Linked DNA regions of Homo sapiens: region 2 is linked to region 1. Evidence: chromatin contacts called from ENCODE Hi-C or POLR2A ChIA-PET data. All regions are on one chromosome and are shown on one strand. The core of a region is the stretch at or near the end of the contact, and the rest is flanking DNA. Distances in the headings are between cores, read along the strand shown. Region 1 overlaps ZNF185 (zinc finger protein 185 with LIM domain). Region 2 holds the start of FUNDC2 (FUN14 domain containing 2).

Region 1 (4,731 bases), core at 1,031-3,530:
AAAGGCCAGAAGCCAGGAAACTACCACTTTGGGAGACCTGAGCTGCTCACAGAAAAGCACAAGCATCTGGTGTTGTCTGTTCCCTAGTACCTGGCTGTTCCTTGGTTCTTGGTCTCTCTCAGAAAATTCAGAGCCCCTGTTTCCTCAGGCTACTGCTGCCAACTTCTTGCAATCAATGAGCAACCCTGAGTCAGCACTGTGGAGCTACATTACTGTCCAAATCCATGGCCATCCCAGTGCTGATGGCAGTGGAAGAGCTCATCCAACTGGTACAGTTGTTATTTCTGGCAGTGAATCACATCCACACCATGGCACACCTTGCTCAGAGAGTTTCCATCTCCATTAACAGAAAAAGCAACCTATATCCCTCCCCTGACCCAGGTTTCCAGGTTCGAACTGGCTGCCAGACAACCTGGTTCTCTGTGCATCCTTTCTGTGCCAGACTTAGTCTAACAGATTTGATGCTATGGCTCCAAGCTGAAACCCATGAATATCTACCCCTGAGATGCTGGTTTCTCTCCTTCCCTCTGGCTCCTAACCACACTCACCTGCAGAGGATAAACAGGCATGCCTAGTGTGTGGGGGTTTGTCCTGGGTTGCTGCCCTGGACAAAAACACTGGCTCTAGCAGGTAAGGTCCCAGTGCAGTTTGGCTCGTACCTGCTGGTGCAGCTCTCTCGTCTGACGAATTGCTCAGATCCGCTGGGGCTGTTCTGCTGTTCTGGGGTACTGGGATCTGCAGGTTGCTGAGTGGGTACAGCTGGGTCTCCTTGGCCACCTCTTGGGGCTCCAGGCCTGTCCTGCCAGGCCTCTCCGACCTTGGTGGCCACATCCTTCCCCTCAAAATCAGTCAACACGCTGAGGAAGAATAAGACCCTTATGAAGTGAGTGCCCTGAGACTAGACTTTGTTCTCCCATGGCAGGTAGGCTGGCTGTCATGTCTCGTGGACTTGGAGGGACTCATCTCCCCAAGAGTGGGGCAGACAGGAAGGAGGCACAATCCCCACCCCAAGGAGCAGTCAGTCTCCTCCTCAGTAGGACCCCCGCAGTGCTGCTCCTTTCTGACAAGGGCAAAGTCACCTGACGACTTCAATGAGGTGTTAAAAGACATCGTCTTCTGGCTGGAAACACACTGGTATTCTTGTCCCCATCCTCCCACTGCCATCTCTCCTTTCTCCAGTTCTTTCCCGCCTCCGGCCTCTCTAGGAAGACCTAAGCCATTCAGCCTTCTTCCCTGACCATGGTGCTCAAGACCTGTGCGCTGGCCAGGCTCATCAAATACCCGGCAGTCTAGGGAGGAGCTTCTCCCCCAAGCTACCCTGGAGGGCTCGGTAGGGGCAAGGGTAGGGGAGTGCGCACGTGTTGGTCACCAGATTCCCAAATCCGCTGTTGACCCCACAAAGGGGGGAAGGGCCAGGAGAATCCAAAATTTCTTAGGCGGGGCCATTATGAGAACCCTAGACCCATTTGTGATCCTCGAGCGCCATCTGGCGGCAGGAACCGGGACTGCTGCAGAAAAAGCCTCTCCACGGTCGATCTCGCCCAAAACAACCATTTTCTTTGTTGATCGTCTCATTTCCCGGCGAGCACCGCAGGCAGAGTCTGCGGCTGCAGGAAATGGCGGCACGCGCAGGCGTACTCACGCCGGCCGCACCCCGGCCTGTGCACGCACGATCTCAGCGCGCGTGCGTGCACCCGCCCACTTATCGTTGTGACCGCGTAGTTTTCACATGTGGAACCTTCTTGTCTTCTTTATTGGAAGTAGTCATAGCTATTCCTGGAAAGCAATAGCATTTTCATCCCCTGCCCCCCTTTTTTTTTTTTTGAGACGGAGTTTCGGTCTGTCGCCCAGGCTGGAGTGCAGTGGTGTGATCTCGACTCACTGCAACCTCCGCCTCCCGGGTTCCAGAGATTCTGGGACTACAGGCGCCCGCTGCCACGCGTGGCTAATTCTTTGTATTTTAGTAGAGACGGGGCTTCACCTTGTTGGCCAGGCTGGTTGTGAACTCCTGAACTCAGGCAATCCGCCCGCCTCGGCCTCTCAAACTGCTGGGATTACAGGCGTGAGCCACCGTGCCTGGCCATCCCTTTTTTTTTACAGATGAAAAAGTTGACATAAGGGTCCAATTTGCAACTAATAGTAGTCAAAATGGAACTTCCTTGTTCCTGCTGCAGTTCAACCTGATCAGGTGACTCCTGCTACATACACTTTTAGCGTCTCTAAACTTAGTTCCTCCCACCTAACCCCAGCTGCTTCTCTTCCCCTTCCAGCAGCCAAACTCCTTAGAAAGAGCTGTCTACGCTCACTCTTGTCACCTTTTCCTTCCTTTCTTACCATCAACATTCCATGGAACCTATTAATTGCTTCTGGAAAACTGAGTTCCTTCTGGGTTACACATTACGCCCGGGAGGCAGCAAATTCTTACAGAAATGGTGACATCTTACGAAAGATAACTTACAGTGGAACATTCCAAATGAACAACAACACACTGAAGTGCATTTTAAAAAAAAATTCTTTTGTGTTGTGGCTTGGCTCCCGGGGCAATGGTGCAGAGAGCCAGATCACCAGGGCCACTCAGGGAAAGGGAGCCCAGAAGCCTGGCATGCCAGCAAAAGGGTAAATATCTCTTCCCAGTCAGATTTCAGGCTTCTCTCTCTCTGTGCAAACTGATTGTAAAATCACTGTTTATCTCCTCTGTAAAATTTTAATTAATGCAAAAAGGAATTCTGAGGCTGTCTAGTCTTAAGCTGTAGTCAATCTGGTATATTTTGTGCTATAAAGTCGTTTTTCTGTGTCGAGGGGTACCTTAGGATAAAACATGGGCTTGGGCCCCCATAAGCTTGCTGCTCAAGATGGCCCAGCAAGCTGGTCAGTGACAAACTTTGCTGCAGGTCCCTGAAACCAACAAAAAACTGGACAAGGTCGCCATCCTGTTTTATGTCCTTGGGAGCTTGACCTTGTAACCATGTGGCAGTACTTTCTCCTTGTCTCTACCTTCCAGGGAACAGGAATTTTAGGGTTCATATCATAGTTAGTTCTAAAAATTATCTTGACTAGTTAAAAGCCTTTGCAAGCTCAAAATTAACTACTCTAGACTCCTTCTGGGCTCAGTAGTTAAGGTTTTGCCCTTTCACAGTGGCAGTCTGGGTTCGATTCCTGGCTTAGGAAATAAGTCCTTTCTGGTTTAATATCTGCATGACCTTGTCTATACCTTTCTCCTCCATGGACTGTCTTAAATTTTCCTTTGAGCACCTGGGAGTTCGAGACCAGCCTGGCCAACATGATGAAACCCCCTCTCTACTAACATACAAAAAAAAAAAAATAGCCAGACATGGTGGCACACGCCTGTAGTCCCAGCTGCTCCAGAGGCTGAGGCAGGAGAACTGCTTGAACTGGGGAGACAGAGGTTGCAGTGAGCCGAGATCATGCCACTGTCAGCCTAGGCGACAGAACAAGACTCCGTCTCAAAAAAAAAAAAAAAATTAACCTTGTAAAAAATTTTATGTATGATAATACTAAATTTAAAAGGGTATTATTAGGTTTTTCCATAAATTGAACATGGACATAAAAGCACAACAGGTTTTCTTAGAGCACTAATCTGCTCTTCAACAAAAATTGTAAAGGGTTATAAAAGGTTTATAAAATTCTTACCTTATGTTCAAACTGATTAAGATTGAATACATTTGTCTATAAGGTTTTATTTAAGAATTGGGTTTGACATCGATAATGCACTAATGCAACAGTGACATTTGGCTTATTTGGTATAAAAATCATGGGAGGCATTGTCAAAATAAAAATACTGTTTTGTTTTGTTTTGAGACTGAGTTTTGCCCTCGTTGCCCAGGCTGGAGTGCAATGGCATGATCTCTGCTCACTGCAACCTCCACCTCCTGGGTTCAGGCGATTCTCCAGTCTTAGCCTCCCGAGTAGCTGGGATTACAGGTGCATGCCACCATGCCTGGCTAATTTTTCTATTTTTAGTGGAGACAGGGTTTCACCATGTTGGCCAGGCTGCTCTTGAACTCCTGACCTCAGGTTATCCGCCTGCCTCGGCCTCCGAGAGTGCTGGGATTACAGGTGTAAGCCACCGCGCTTGGCCAATAAAAATAATGTTTAATCTTCAGGGTATATTTTTAGTGAATTATATTAATATATATTCCAAAATTATATGGGGTTTCTAAAATTCTAATATGTATATCAAGTGCAGATTATAAAAATTCAGTCATACAGGATTAATGAAAAGATCACTTAGTGAAGTGAGTAGACTCTTCGTCTAGCTCATTCTTTATTTTATTTAATTTAGGCAGTTTGTTTTATGGGGACCTCAGGTAAACAGCATACTTCAAACTCTGGGTATTATCCTACTGGTAGTCATAGTAGTCTCCCCAGTGCACTGTATTCTCTCAAAGGTTTCAAATGTTTGCATGCAGCCATCTCTGAAATGTCAAATGGTCTCTCTTCAACTGGAATAACAAAACTGATTGAAATGTATGATTATGAGGACATCATAACCTATGAATGACATGCTGAGACTGGAAACCTAAAATGATGGTAACTAGGTAACTAAAAGTGGTGCTAAGGCCCTAAGTTTTGGTCACACTCTCACCTAAGTGAGAACCTGGCCAATAAGGGGAAATATTTTTTTTTTTTTTTTTTAGGTGGAGTCTCGCTCTGTCACCAGGCTGGAGTGCAGTGGCGTGATCTTGGCTCACTGCAACCTCTGACTGCCAG
Region 2 (4,519 bases), core at 1,315-3,814, 2.1 Mb before region 1:
CCAGCAGTGTTCCAGTTACTTCGGCTGTACTACAAATTACTCCAAAACTTCATGAAGCAAAACAATCATATATTATGCTCTCAGATTTTGTGGATCAGGAATTCAGCCACAGCACTGTGGTTTGTCTTTGTTTCATGTCTGAGGCTTTAGCCAGAAGACTTACAGGCTGGGTCTGAAGACTCTACACTCACACAGATAGATAGGCTGCTACTCTATGTGAGTCAGTCTAGGCTTCCTTACAGCATAGGAGCTGAGTTCAGGAGGTGAAAGTCCCAAGAAAGGGAGAGAGCAAATGCAGTGTTAACTTCCACTGCATTCTGTAGGAACAGGCAGTCAGTCACAAACTCCCATCCAGATTCATGAAGAGGGAATATAGATCCCACCCCTGGGTGGGAGGAGTGTCAAAGTCACTAGGAAAAAGACCATAAGGAATGGAAAATATTGCTGCAATCAGGAAAATACAAACTGCCACAATAATCCTGGGGGCGGAGGCGGGCAAGGGAAAGAGGAGGGTTCAAGGAATTTCAAGGCTCATTATAAAGCTACAGTATAATATACAACTATCTTAATTTCAAGGCTTATAAAGCAATGACATTCAACACTGTCAAACTGACCCAAGGATACCCAAATATAGCAATGGAAGAGAATCCAGAATCCAGAAATAGATCCACACATATAGTCATTTGATTTTTAATAACTTAGCACCAAGGTAACTCAATGAAGGAAACAACAAATGATGTTAGAACTACTATATATTTGTGTTTCAAAAAAAACTACTCTCAACCTCTACCTTAAACCATACACAAAATATAATTCAAGAATTCATTCAGGATACATCACAGACGCCCATTTAGCAGAACAAAATATGGATGTCTGAGTACCTGGGTACTCCATGGCCTCTCAAGTAGTTAAATAATTTATTTTTCTAATGTAACAACAAAACATTACAGTTTTAACGTAATTTGACCAAGCCCCTTAGATCAACAGGTGGCTCCACTGGGGCTGCAGTGAGCTATGATTGTGCCACTGTGCTGTAGCCTGAATGACAGATCTAGTCCCTAAAAAAGGGAGTAGGGGGGAAGGTAGATTAAATGCGAGATATTTGGTCAGTCATTGGTCAAACACTGCTAAGCACTATGACAGACAAAAGTCAGCCAATAGCTTCGTTTATGAGCCCACAAAATCAATGATCACAGTTATTATGTGATCATCACTGTGATAACAATTGAAACTCATCTTAACCTCAAAATTTCTCACAACAATTTCCTAGGTGCAAATACCTGATCAACCTATAAGAGCAGTCTGCTCTTATAAAAGTCTATAAGAGCAGTCTGCTCTTATAAAAGTCTATAAGAGCAGTCTGCTCTGCAGGAAAATACATAATTATCACATTGCACATTCCACCTTCCCAGAGTCATCTAAAATTTAGCGGCGTGCTGGTGAAATGCTTAACAGTCGGCTTTAGGCAAGGGCTGATTTGTAGTGTAGCCAATTTCCATTGCGTATTCATTCATCGTGAGCATGACATTACTGAATTGTGAAACTACTGAACCCAGAGATGGGAAGAGACGCACAGTAGAGCACCATAGTATAGTATCTCCTCCACAAAGATACAATAGATGTATAAATAACCTCAAAAGTAAAGTAACAATAAAACATGGTAAATAATAAAAGTGATGAGTTTTTAGTATTTTCACTGCCTTTGTTTTTAACATAATTTACGTAATTTTACGTTTATATGATTGAGTTTTCAATGATGGCTCTGTTTAGCAATGGGATCCCGTGAGTCAGTACTAAATTAAATACAACCTAAACATTCAAAATAGGGTAAGACGCATAACTTAAAGACGTGCTCCACTGCGAATTACACGGAATCTTTGACTATGCCGACTAAACAGAAGGCTATTCCTAAGTACCATCCCATATGTGCTAGTTTTTCAAAACCAACAATAAAGCAGTTGGGGAGGTGCCTTGTACACAGAATGACGCCACGAGGCATTTGAGATGAACGTCCAAAGGGACAAAGAAGCCAGACCGCTTCCGAGAACGGGGACAGAATGTCTTCGGGCTTCTGCGCCGGGGGCGGCGCCGGAAGGCTGGGTGAGCTCCACTGGAGACGACACCCCAGGGTGGTTAGGCCCCAGACACGCGCGTGACCTTGGCCGGACCCTGGGAGCGGCTGAGCCAGGGGCGATCCCCGAGCGCCCTCCCCGTCCCCGCGCCGCTTGGACTCCCCGGGGAGCTCGGTCGCGACTGGCGGGCGCGGAGCCCTTCCCCTTCCGGAGCCCAGGAAGGCGGCTCCCCGCGGCGCCGGCCGCGCGCGCGCCCGCCCTTACCTTGACTGGACGCGGCCATTTCGGTGAGCTTGTCTCGCGAGGACACACGTAGAGGATCTGCGCGGTAGGCCGCGGAGTGGCGCGCAGTTGTCGCCACCACTTGGCTTCCGGCACGTGGGGCAGATGTTTCCATTCCCACGGCGGCAGCGGAAGAGGGAGGGCCGGGCGCGCCGCGGCTGCTTGCAGTCTCCGCAAGCGGCTACATCACAGAGCTCAGCGTGCGGTGTCACAGGCCCCGCGGTCCCGCCCAACAGATGCACCGAGATGCGCGTGCGCAGAAAGCGTCCCGGGGGTGAGGCTCCCTCCCTCGCTCTCCCTCTACTCCCGCCCCACTCTCCCCCACTTTCCCCCCTCCACCCACCGCGGCCGTCGGGGCTCGCTCGCTCAGTACCTGGAGGCGAGTTCCTGACGCGACTGCGACTCAATCCTCGCCTGGTGAAGAATATTTTACCTATGACTCACTGAAAATAAAGACGGCTGAGTGACCGTGTTTGTTCATGTAAACATTGAACAAATATTTATCGGCTTCTGCGATGTGTCCTACTCTTTTAGTGGAGGAAGACACATTTTATTTATGTATTTAATTTTTCTTTTGAATTTTACATGCGAGTTATACTTAATAAAACTCACTTCAAAATATACCTTCAACAGAAAATCCAGCAACAGTTTCTATTATGTTAGTTAAAACAGCCAGTCTTTTCCTTTACTTTTAAAAATTATTCATAAATGTAATTAGTGAATGATAATAAACATTGACATCTGATCCACTGCTTTAGGAGTGACACAAATGAAGTTAACTCAGGCTATTTTCTTTATAATCATTGTGCTATTGTTTTCTTTTTCTTTTCAATTATACTGCTTAATATAGGATTTTGTGGCACCATAGGAGTTGAGTAAAAATAAAAGGAATAAAAATATACCTTATCTGGCCGGGCGCGGTGGCTCACGCCTGTAATTTCAGCAGTTTCGGAGGCCGAGGCGGGCGGATCACGCGGTCAGGAGATCGAGGCCATCCTGGCTAACATGGTGAAACCCCGTCTCTACTAAAAATACAAAAAATTAGCCGGGCATGGTGGCGGCCGCCTGTAGTCCCAGCTACTCGGGAGGCTGAGGCAGGAGAATGGCGTGAACCCGGGAGGCGGAGCTTGCAGTGAGCCGAGATCGCGACACTGCACTCCAGCCTGGGCGACAGAGTGAGACTGCGTCTCCAAAAAAAAAAGAAAAAATACGTTATCTATGAAGATTTCCAATTTGATTTCTATTTATCACAAATGGCCACAGTACTCCTTTGTACTTTACCACATACCATATTGTATTCAGTAATTATTTGTGAATATGTAATTGATAATATTGTAGGTTTTAGAGAATCCTTGAAAACATGAAAATTTGGTAATGGGGTCTATTTTGATTATTTATTTATTTATTTATTTATTTTATTTTTGAGACAGAGTCTCGCTCTTGTTGCCCAGGCTGGAGTGCAGTGGCGCGATCTCGGCTCACTGCAAGCTCCACCTCCCGGGTTCAAGCGATTCTCCTGCCTCAGCCTCCCAAGTAGCTGGGACTACAGGCACGTGCCACCATGCCCGGCTAATTTTTTGTATTTTTAGTAGAGGAGGAGTTTCATCTTGTTAGCTAGGATGGTCTAGATCTCCTGACCTCGTGATCTGCCCGCCTCAGCCTCCCAAAGTGCTGGGATTACAGGTGTGAGCCACCGTGCCCGGCCATATTTTGATTTAAAATTTAGCAATAATAGATAAAATTTTCAATCAACTAAGCCCTTGGGCCAGGGAATGCTATTCCTTAAAAAGTGCTTCTATCAATATAGCCTCTGACTCATTACTTTGTTAATTTTTAAATTGTATTTCATTCCTGATTAACATTCCCACCCAGATTATTAATTATACAATCTGTTAACTGTAGAACCTCAAACATGTTGGATTGTACTGTATTTGTCTGGAAGACACATTTTTAAAACATTGTAATCGCTATAAGAGAAGCACTGGGAAAGAAAGGAGCTTCTATGCCTGCAGTGCCTGAGGAGCCCTTTAACAGTGTGCCCCGCCCCTAAGCTACTCATGCAGTCATCCCCATCCCAGTTAGTCAACTTTATTCCAAAAAACTTGGTGTTCCAAATTTTTCCTTCTCAAAGCCCACAGATCCAAAATTCATCAGCAGTTCCCACA

The links. A loop is a pair of places that touch in the nucleus more often than their neighbours do. ChIA-PET counts read pairs that join two places held with the same protein, here RNA polymerase II (POLR2A). Pooled maps may share reads with other maps.
Region 2: a map of B cell shows a loop between it and region 1 (12-fold over the local background). The contact joins the promoter of FUNDC2 here to the enhancer-like site in region 1. A Hi-C loop is called at or near these places in 1 of 168 maps with a recorded cell type or tissue (B cell), 1 of 37 single-sample maps with no recorded cell type and 5 of 50 pooled maps. POLR2A ChIA-PET finds 5 or more read pairs at or near these places in 1 of 52 experiments (Caco-2).

The regions. Positions count from the first base shown.
Region 1 is chrX:152,955,825-152,960,555 of GRCh38, reverse strand. ZNF185 (zinc finger protein 185 with LIM domain) reads right to left here. Exons shown (of 25, transcript NM_001395254.1): 19 at 660-857. Among named protein-coding and RNA genes, the nearest start is that of PNMA5, 36 kb to the left of the region's middle. RefSeq lists enhancers at 1,208-1,337, 1,348-1,397. Within about 2 kb of position 2,280, at least 19 of the 41 ENCODE cell types and tissues checked have a DNase peak (open chromatin) inside an H3K27ac peak, as active enhancers do; they include B cell, where a contact is called at or near this core.
Region 2 is chrX:155,024,889-155,029,407 of GRCh38, reverse strand. It overlaps FUNDC2 (FUN14 domain containing 2), which reads right to left and starts at 2,564. Exons shown (of 5, transcript NM_023934.4): 1 at 2,337-2,564. The coding sequence starts at 2,469. RefSeq lists an enhancer at 983-1,886 and silencers at 2,064-2,383, 2,654-2,743.